Linked DNA regions of Homo sapiens: region 2 is linked to region 1. A link is an interaction called in ENCODE POLR2A ChIA-PET data of the cell type or tissue named here. Cell type or tissue: CD4-positive, alpha-beta T cell. All regions are shown on one strand. Each heading gives the region's core, and the rest is flanking DNA. Links, peaks and the distances in the headings are about the cores only.

Region 1 (4,404 bases), core at 179-4,178:
TTTTTTTTAATCTTTCAAGCTTTTATTTAAATGCCATGATCCAGGATGGATTTTAGATCTTGTTGAAAGCAGCCACATCCATGGGCTGCACATAGTCCTCAAACGCAGTGATCTGCTCCTCCAGCATATCTGTTCCAACTTTATCATCCTCAACTACACACTGTATTTGAAGTTTCTTAATTCTGTATCCCACTGGAACTAGTTTAGATGAGTCCCAGACTAAGACGTCTGCTTGAATGCTTCTGACGCCCTCTAATTTCGCCATATCTGTCTCATCATCCCAAGATTTCACATCTAATAAGATGGAAGACTTGGAAACAAGTGCAGGTTTTTTGGCTTTCTTTGATTCATATTGTGCAAGACGTTCTTCCCTTAGCCTCTTTGCTTCTTCACTTTCTTCCTCATCATCAGATCCAGAGAGATCAATGTCATCATCATCTTTACTATCTGTAGCTCCACTTCCTGTAGTGTCTTCCACATCTGCAGGACCATACTTGCCCAAAGCTTTCTTCACTCCTGGCAGGCTGGCCTTTTCCTTTTCGTAAGACTTGATGTGATTATACCAACATAGAGCATGACACAAGTCGGCAGGCAGTGGGCGGGGCACTGCTTCAAATACTGCCACATCTGCTTGTGATGGCACATACCCCTTGATGTAGCTCTTGTCTGTCAGGTAATCATTGAGCACCTGGAGGCCGGCGGGGCTTTTCAGGTCTCCAAAACCCATGGCTTTGGCTGTATCTGAGAGTTCTCCATGTACGAATTGAGGGCCCTGAATTAAGTGGCCCACAGATTGTCCTTGGACCTTTTGTTGCATTTGAAAATAAATTAATAAAATGGGCCTGTCTTAAATTCCTACCTCCACAGCTCCCGAAGATAATGGGAACTGCCGAGTCTGAGTTCTTAACGACATTATTGAGCTGCCAGAATAGCCCCGAGATAACCTTCTCTGGACTTCTTGTTAAGGATACAAACTCCTAAGAGTTTAACCTACCTGTCAGACTTTTCTTTTTTCTTTTTTTTTTTTGAGATGGAGTCTCGCTGTGTCGCCCGGGCTGGAGTGCAGTGGTGCGATCTCAGCTCCCTGCAACCTCTGCCTGCTGGGTCCAAGCAATTCTCTGCCTCAACCTCCTGAGTAGCTGGGATTACAGGTGCCCGCCACCATGCCCGGCTAATTTTTGTATTTTTAGTAGAGACAGGGTTTCACCATCTGGTCTTGAACTCCTGACCTCGCGATCCACCCGCCTTGGTCTCCCAAAATGCTGGGATTACCGACGTGAGCCACCTCGCCCAGCGTTCTGTCAGACTTTTCTGTTCCTTGTAGCTGAAAGCATTCCTAATGTAAGATGTGGCAGCTTCAATGTGAATAAAGTTAATATAAAATTGGAGAATTTGTCTATATGGTGTTATTTAGGCACAGAAATACAGGTAATATGGGAATATGACAGCATTCGGGGGTGAAAGATCAATTCTAGTCATGCTTTGGACATTGCAAAACATGGGTATTAATGCCAAAGAATCCAGTCCTAGTCATAATTTCTAGGTTTTCTGGCTACCTCCTCAGTCCTTTCCCACTGTACTTACGGCATTTTAAAGTGTTATCTTCCCCAGGCTTAGAAACCTGAACATGACAGAGGCAAGGATTGAAGTTTCAATAATATGGGAGAAGCTAGCTGGGTATGAGTAAGAGTGAGTGGGTGGAGGACATCAATTAAAGGATGAGTGTGTAGAAACATATCAGTTTTCTAACCATGGTTGTTTCTAGGATATCCCAAGTTTATGGTATCTGCAAATTCTTGAATTTCAGTGGGGGAAAGAAGAGAACAAGATATTTAAAAAGGCAAAAAAAAAAAAAAAAAAAGAAGGAGAAACAGCAGCAACAGCCTTTGAAGGTCTAGAAAATTTTCATGCAAGCGTTAAAAGCTCCTTCAACTTAGGGTTTCACTTCCGCCTGGTTTCTGAACACTTATGTGAAGTTGATGGTAAAGCAATGTCGATCATGTGCTAACCCATTCCTGTTAAGTTTTAGATTAATGGTAAAATGTTTGGTAAATTTGTTCATTTGGTATGGAAAGTTAAAGTAGAGGTAGATAATACCTCTTAGAAGTGAGAAAATACATAGGACCCTTGTGGAAAAAAAGTAGTTAGGAAATTAAGAAAATTTGACCATATCAGGAGACGAACATAATAAGTTTCCACTTACTTAATTTTTTTGATTCAGTTTTTATTTCATTCAGTTTTGTTGTTTCTAAAATTTATTTTTGTAAATTTATTATTATTTTTCCTAGACATGGTCTTGCTCTGTCACCCAGGCTGGTGTGCAATGGCACAATCTTAGCTCACTGCATCATCCTCCCAGGTTCAAGTGATCCTCCCACTTCAGCCTCCTGAGTAGCTGGAACTACAGATATGCGCCACCATGCCTGGCAAATTTCTTTATTTTTTTTTTTAGAGACAGCATCTCACTATATTGCCCAGGCTGAACTCCTTGTCCTGAACTCCTTGACTCAAGAGATCCTCCCACCTTGGCCTCCCAAAGTGCTGGCATTTACAGGTGTGAGCCACCATGCCCAGCCTAAATTTATTTTTTATTGATACATAATAGATGTACATATTTTGCGGGTAATGTTATAATTTAATACATTGATATAATTTATAAAGATCTAATCAGTGTAATTGGGATAGCCATCACCTTCCCTATTTGTTTTTTCTTTATGCTAGAAACATTCAAATTAGTCTGTTAGCTATTTTGAAATATACAGTAGATTATTGTAACCTGTAGTTATCCCACTGATCTGTTGAACACTAGATCTTATTTCTTCTATCAAACTGTATATTAATATTTGTGCCCATTAATCAACCTCTCTTTATCTCCCCGTCCCTGCTACCTTGCCTGGCCTCTGGTATCCACCAGTCTACTCTCTTGTCTTCATGAGACCTACTTTTTTAGCTCTCACATATGAATGAGAACATGTGATATTTGTCTTTCTGTGCCTGGCTTATTTCACTTAACATAATGACCTCTGGTTCTATCCATGTTGCTCCAAATGACAGGATTTCAACTTGTACTTAAATTTGTATCGTTTGCTGAGACTTACAAGGCAATCTCTGTTTCCTTAATCATAAAGGAAGACACTAATTCTTTGTGTAACTGAAGAAATCAACCAAAATGTTATTTACTAATGGCACAATGAGAGAATTGATTACTTTAAATGGAGGCTGACACTTGCAAACCCCTGTATGTGTTCATCTGCCTTTTACATTTGTCAACTAGGTTGGTATCCTCTCTGTTCTCTTACTAAAAGTTTTGGAAATGGCTGGCCTTACTGATCAGACACTTCTATAGATGTGGTATGGTCAGAGGTTATATTATTTCTGGTTTGGAGTGAGAAAGAGAGTTTGTAAATGCACTATAGGTAAATATGGCAAGTCTGCAATTACAGCACTATTAAATATTTAGATCTTATGTACAAATGATACAGAATAATTACGAGCTTTATTTTATATTTTGTCTCTACTCTCTGTTGTTCAGTGTTAGACCCTGAAGTACTTCTGATCTAATTAGAATCCATTTTGTCAGGTTTTGTGAATTTCAAAAATTTATGTATGTATGTATGTATGTATATATGTATTGGGATGGAGTCTCACTCTGTTGCATAGGCTGGAGTGCAGTGGCGCGATCTTGGCTCACTGTAACCTCTGACTCCCAGGTTCAAGCAATTCTCCTGCTTCAGCCTCCTGAGTAGTTGGGATTACAGGTGTGTGCCGCCATGCCCGGATAATTTTTATATTTTTAGTAGAGACGAGGTTTCACTGGCCTGGCTGGTCTGGAACTCCTGACCTCAGGTGATCTGCCCGCTTTGGCCTCCCAAACAAAAATTTAATATTAGTTTATATATATAAATACTATCTTGACCACTATTTAAAAAAGATAATTAACAGCATCTCATATTAATATGGATAAATGTCTAGGATATATTGTTAAATAGAGAAAAGTAAAATACAGTGTGTGTGTGTGTGTGTGTGTGTGTGTGTGTGTAGTATATGTATGTGTGTGTGTGTCTGTGTGTATGCCTATGTTATGGAAGTTTATACTAGACTGTTTAGACTGCTTAAAATATTTTTTTCTGTGGGCAAGAGGGTTTTGGGAGATTTTCATTTTCTATTAATACTTTATTCAATTATGTAATATCTGAATTGTTATAATCAACATACATTCTTTTATAATCAGAAAAAAACAAATATTTTCTTTTTTCAAGTAGTGTAAACAAATATATTCCTTTTTCAATTTTATCTTATTTTTATTTTTATTATTTAGAGCCAGGGATTTGTTCTGTCATCCAGGCTGGAGTACAGTGGCACAATCATACCTCACTGCAGCCTTGAACTCCTGGGCTAAAGCAA
Region 2 (4,404 bases), core at 94-4,093, 51 kb before region 1:
TCATCTGGGACAAAAGCCTGGAGGTTCAGATTTCTTAAGGAAACGGTTGCAGAAAGGGGTAAGTTCTCATGGGTAATTTCCAAATACTTAAGCCCTACAAACTCAGTATGCTGACAGATTGTGAAACGGATATCTGTGCGTATAGCATTGTACTTTATCAGGTATGTACATATGTGTATATGTATCTGTAATGGGTTTTTCCAATATTTTGCAGTTTATAAATAAGCATTGTGAGAATCTACAACTCTTCAGCATTTTTAATAATAAACTATTTAAAGCATGTAGAAATAGTGCAGATATAACAGAACCCATATACCCCTTCCCAGATTTAATGTTTATATTTTGCCATGTTGGTTTCAGTTTTATCTTTCTTAAGAAAGAAAATGTTGTAGATACTGTTGAAACCCACCCTATATGTAAATATGAGCCCTTTCCCTTATCTCTCCAAAAGCAGCCACTATCCAGAAGCTGGTGTTTATCCTTCTGCCCATATTTTGAAACTTCCATATTTTTTGCAGGTGATTCCCACACAACATTCAAAAGCTTAAAATACTTATTTGGATGAAATGATCACTTAATAAATGCACAGCTATCTCCTTTATGTAATATGTTTCACAGTCAGATTTACTCTAATACAATTTAAACATTTTCATTTTCATAGTTCAAATTACTGAAGATATTATTTTCAAATTCTTGCCATGTTTTGCGAGGTAGATACCATTATTTCTCAATAATGAGATTGAGATAATGCTGGCCTGTTTGTTCCCTAAGTATTGTCCTGTGACCCCTTCCTTTGCTGTAAAAAATTAGAGAGTTCCATCTTCAGCTTAAGCATATTCAAATTACTTACTATACAGGGAAGGATGAAATACTACTTACGGAAGAGAATTGTTGAATGAGATGCTAAATCATGTTTCTCCTTAAATACATTCATATACTGATATCGGCTCCTTGCTTAAAACACGTCTGTGTGTGTATTAGCTCTAGGTACATATGGATTGTTTTAAAGTGGCAAAAAATAGAATGGTATTTTTAATCTTACATGAAAGAATAATATTCACAGCTTTGAAATACTAGGATGATGGAATAATGACACCAAATTTATGAAGATGTAAAACTCCCGTACCATGAAATATATAATCAAGTAGGGAAGTTATTACAAAAATGTTAGTTAATGTCTAAAATACATACAGAAACTTTTAAATATATGAAAGGGAACTTTTAAGTGTACAAGAAAAACACTTAAGGTGCTCCTGGATAAAGGATTTTAACAGGAAATATAAAAAACAGAGAAATGTTTATATATTATAGACATCAGTGAAATGCAAATTACATCATAGTATTTATATAACTAAATTGCAAAAATGTTTAAAATAATACCTATTGCTAAGGTTGAAGTTGAATGAAACTAATATGCTCTTTGTTGTGTTTAAACATTAAAAATTATTACTCGTTTCAGAACAGGGTATGGATTAAGGTTTATAAAAATGTTCTTCAAATCAATAATCTCTTATTTATTAATCTAAGAGTATAATTCAGTACAAGGAAAGTCTTCCAAGTTGGAAGGTCCTCCTTATAGCTTATAACTATAATTAGTAGCAGCACCACTATTCAACAGCAGAGAAATGATTAAATAAATTGAAGTAAGTCAATAAAATAGTATTATGTGGTTATTTTAGAACATAAAGATCATAATATAGGGGATAAATAGAAGAAGTAGAATGACAACTGTGTTTTTAGTTATGAGATAAATTATTTAATCTTTGGCTATTAAATTATTTTGATTTGATTATTGTTTAGGAAATATTTTCTTTGCTAATCTCCAGCATAACCTTGGCTAATAGGCTTTCTTCCAACATTGGGCCAATTGTCACTGTAATTTTTCTCTAGCTTGAACTATTTATTTTTAAGTATCTTCAAGTCAGATTTCATATACATTGTATCTTGGAGTTGGTGTTGTAGATATAAATAGTTGAGAATGAAGAAAATGCTACTGAATCAAGAAATAAGTAGATAGAATTTGAGAAGTGAGCTCTTTAATGATTCTGTATTATAACAGAATGTCAGTGAATAAGTTATTTTATATGAAGTTTTGATTTTTTTTAAAACTCTGGATCACAGGTTCTGGGTTTTAATTTTCCTCTATCACTAGTTAGCAAACTTGACAAATTACCTTAGCATCTTTAAGTAGCTTCTTAATTTGAGAAGGTTTGATTAGATATTATGATTATTATAATAGGTCTCTTCTTGTGTTGTACTCATTAATGTTATTATGAGGTTAATGTTATTATTAGGCTTTTAACAATATGACTGTGTACACATGACTACATAGATTATCAGAGCTGGGAGGGATATCAAGAAGCTGTGTGGCCTGTTTTTACATTTTTTATTTCTTTTTGCTTTTTGTTTTGTTTTTTCATATTTGTAGGGGTTGTGAAGTCCCTAGAAAACAGAGAATCCAGTTGTAAGAAACATGGCTTTAAAGTTGAACATTACCACTTTAGGTGATCACTTAGTGTCAGTGTAGTTGTAAATGCTGATGTAAGTATGGCCCATAAATTTGTGTGAGAGGAGGCTTTTATAAGATTGTCATCTAGATCATAATTAATTTTTAAATATTTTCATTACAAACTCATGAAATTTAGAGATTGTTAAAGACATATCATCATCGTTGTTATCTGTGGATCCCAATTTGATAAACATTAGTTCACTTCTCTATCTTAAAGCATTAGCTTCTTTCTCTGACATCTTTGTTGTTTTATTGTCTTTGCTGAATCTCTGCCTTTTGCAGTAACCTTTTCCTTTTTAGGGCAATTCTAATTGTCAGGCATTGATTTTAGTTTTATCTCTAGTCACACTAAATTTAATTCCTTTCCCCCAAGCAGAGTAGCCTAATCTACAGTTAATTGAGACCCCCTTGTGATGAACTTTTGCTTACTATAAAATTACTTACATTAGAAACTGCGTTTATTACATAGGGGGAAAATCTGCCTAAAATTTACATGTGTGTTAAATTTCTCAGTATGTGCTTCTGACAAAATAAGAAATTTGGCAGGCTGCTTTGTTCTCCTCTAGAGGCTACAAAATTCAGAAATAGCTTTTTAATATATTACAGTGCATCACAATTCTGAGGTTTTTCTGTCTGCTCATTTTAAAACATACAGAAGTGAAGCTGCAGAAAGCTTTAGATGGGCCTGTTCCAGGGTTCCTTGTTACTGTTCCGTATGGTACATATACAGTAATACATTAAAGCAGTTTCTGTCTTTAGGCCTTTGGGCCATAGACCAGGTCTGGCTTATCAAAAAGTGGTGGAGGAAAGCAGCCAATGAGACTTTTTCCTCAGGCCACTCAATAGTCTTATACTAAGCTGTGAGTTCCTAGCTATTTTGTTTTATCACATGAAGTATCCCTGAAGATATTAGCTTAAGATTCCATAAATATTATCTGTTTTCTTCCCCTTCACCCTTTGTCCAAGCCCTTGTTTCATACCTGGATTATTTCCTTTGCCAACCCAAGACTGAGATTAGAGCCCCCTTCTTTGAGCACCATATAGCACTGTGTGTGCTTAAGGCAGTATTGTAATTGTTGATTTACTTGACTATTGTCCCATCTTTGTATCTGACTCCAGCTCTCACATAGTGCCTCACATATAGCAGGCACTCAGTAAAGATGGGCTCAGCATGATAGGTGTAAGTTAGAACCCAGGCAAATTTATGTTTTTGCTCTGGAAGTCAAGTAGGTTAGTTGTATTAAGGTTGATGTTTAGCTCTCATCACAATTTGCATGTTAGTGGTAAAGGGCAGCTAAAAAAAAAGCAGTAGTCATACTTCATGTCTCTCTGTGAAAAATGGAGGAGGTGTGGAGTAGGGATATGCATTTTAAGTAATAATTTCTAGTGAGTTTATTTCTTTCATTACTCTAATATTTATATTTTTACCTTAATTTTTGGTAAACTGCTCTAGTTCAAATAAGTATGATTTAAATTCTTGCAGAAACACTTGTTCTAAATAACAGAATACCAGGAACTGTAAATAATAGTTTTAATAACTATAATTATGGGGGGGTTGGTTTTTTTGTTTTTGAGACAGAGTCTTGCTCTGTCGCCCAGGCTGGAGTGCAGTGGCACAATCTCAGCTCTCTGCAACCTCCACACCCCGGGTTCAAGCGATTCTCTTGTCTCAGCCTCCAGGGTAGCTGGGATTCCAGACACCTGCCACCACAACCGACTAATTTTTGTATTTTTAGTAGAGACGGGGTTTCACCATATTGGCCGTTCTGGTTTCAAACTCCTGACCTCTGACCTCAAGTGATCCACCCAACTCGGCCTCCCAAAGTGCTGGGATTACAGGCATGAGCCACCATGCCCAGCCAAATTATGTGTTTTATTTATAAAATAATTTAAGC

The links. Peaks named below come from ENCODE experiments on the same cell type or tissue, not always from the same donor. Only the 100,000 strongest peaks of a DNase experiment are listed, where the experiment ranks them.
Region 2: POLR2A ChIA-PET joins it to region 1 with 5 read pairs; 10 of 35 experiments call an interaction of 5 or more read pairs at or near these places.

The regions. Positions count from the first base shown.
Region 1 is chr15:52,501,512-52,505,915 of GRCh38, reverse strand. The region is part of intron 1 of MYO5A (myosin VA); the gene reads left to right. It also overlaps the pseudogene EEF1B2P1. Among named protein-coding and RNA genes, the nearest start is that of MYO5A, 25 kb to the left of the region's middle. In CD4-positive, alpha-beta T cell, for the core only: no CTCF peak of the experiment used is centred there; a DNase peak (open chromatin) is centred at 1,945; H3K27ac peaks cover 551 bases.
Region 2 is chr15:52,552,754-52,557,157 of GRCh38, reverse strand. ARPP19 (cAMP regulated phosphoprotein 19) reads left to right here. Exons shown (of 3, transcript NM_006628.6): 2 at 1-58. Among named protein-coding and RNA genes, the nearest start is that of ARPP19, 14 kb to the left of the region's middle. In CD4-positive, alpha-beta T cell, for the core only: no CTCF peak of the experiment used is centred there; no DNase peak of the experiment used is centred there.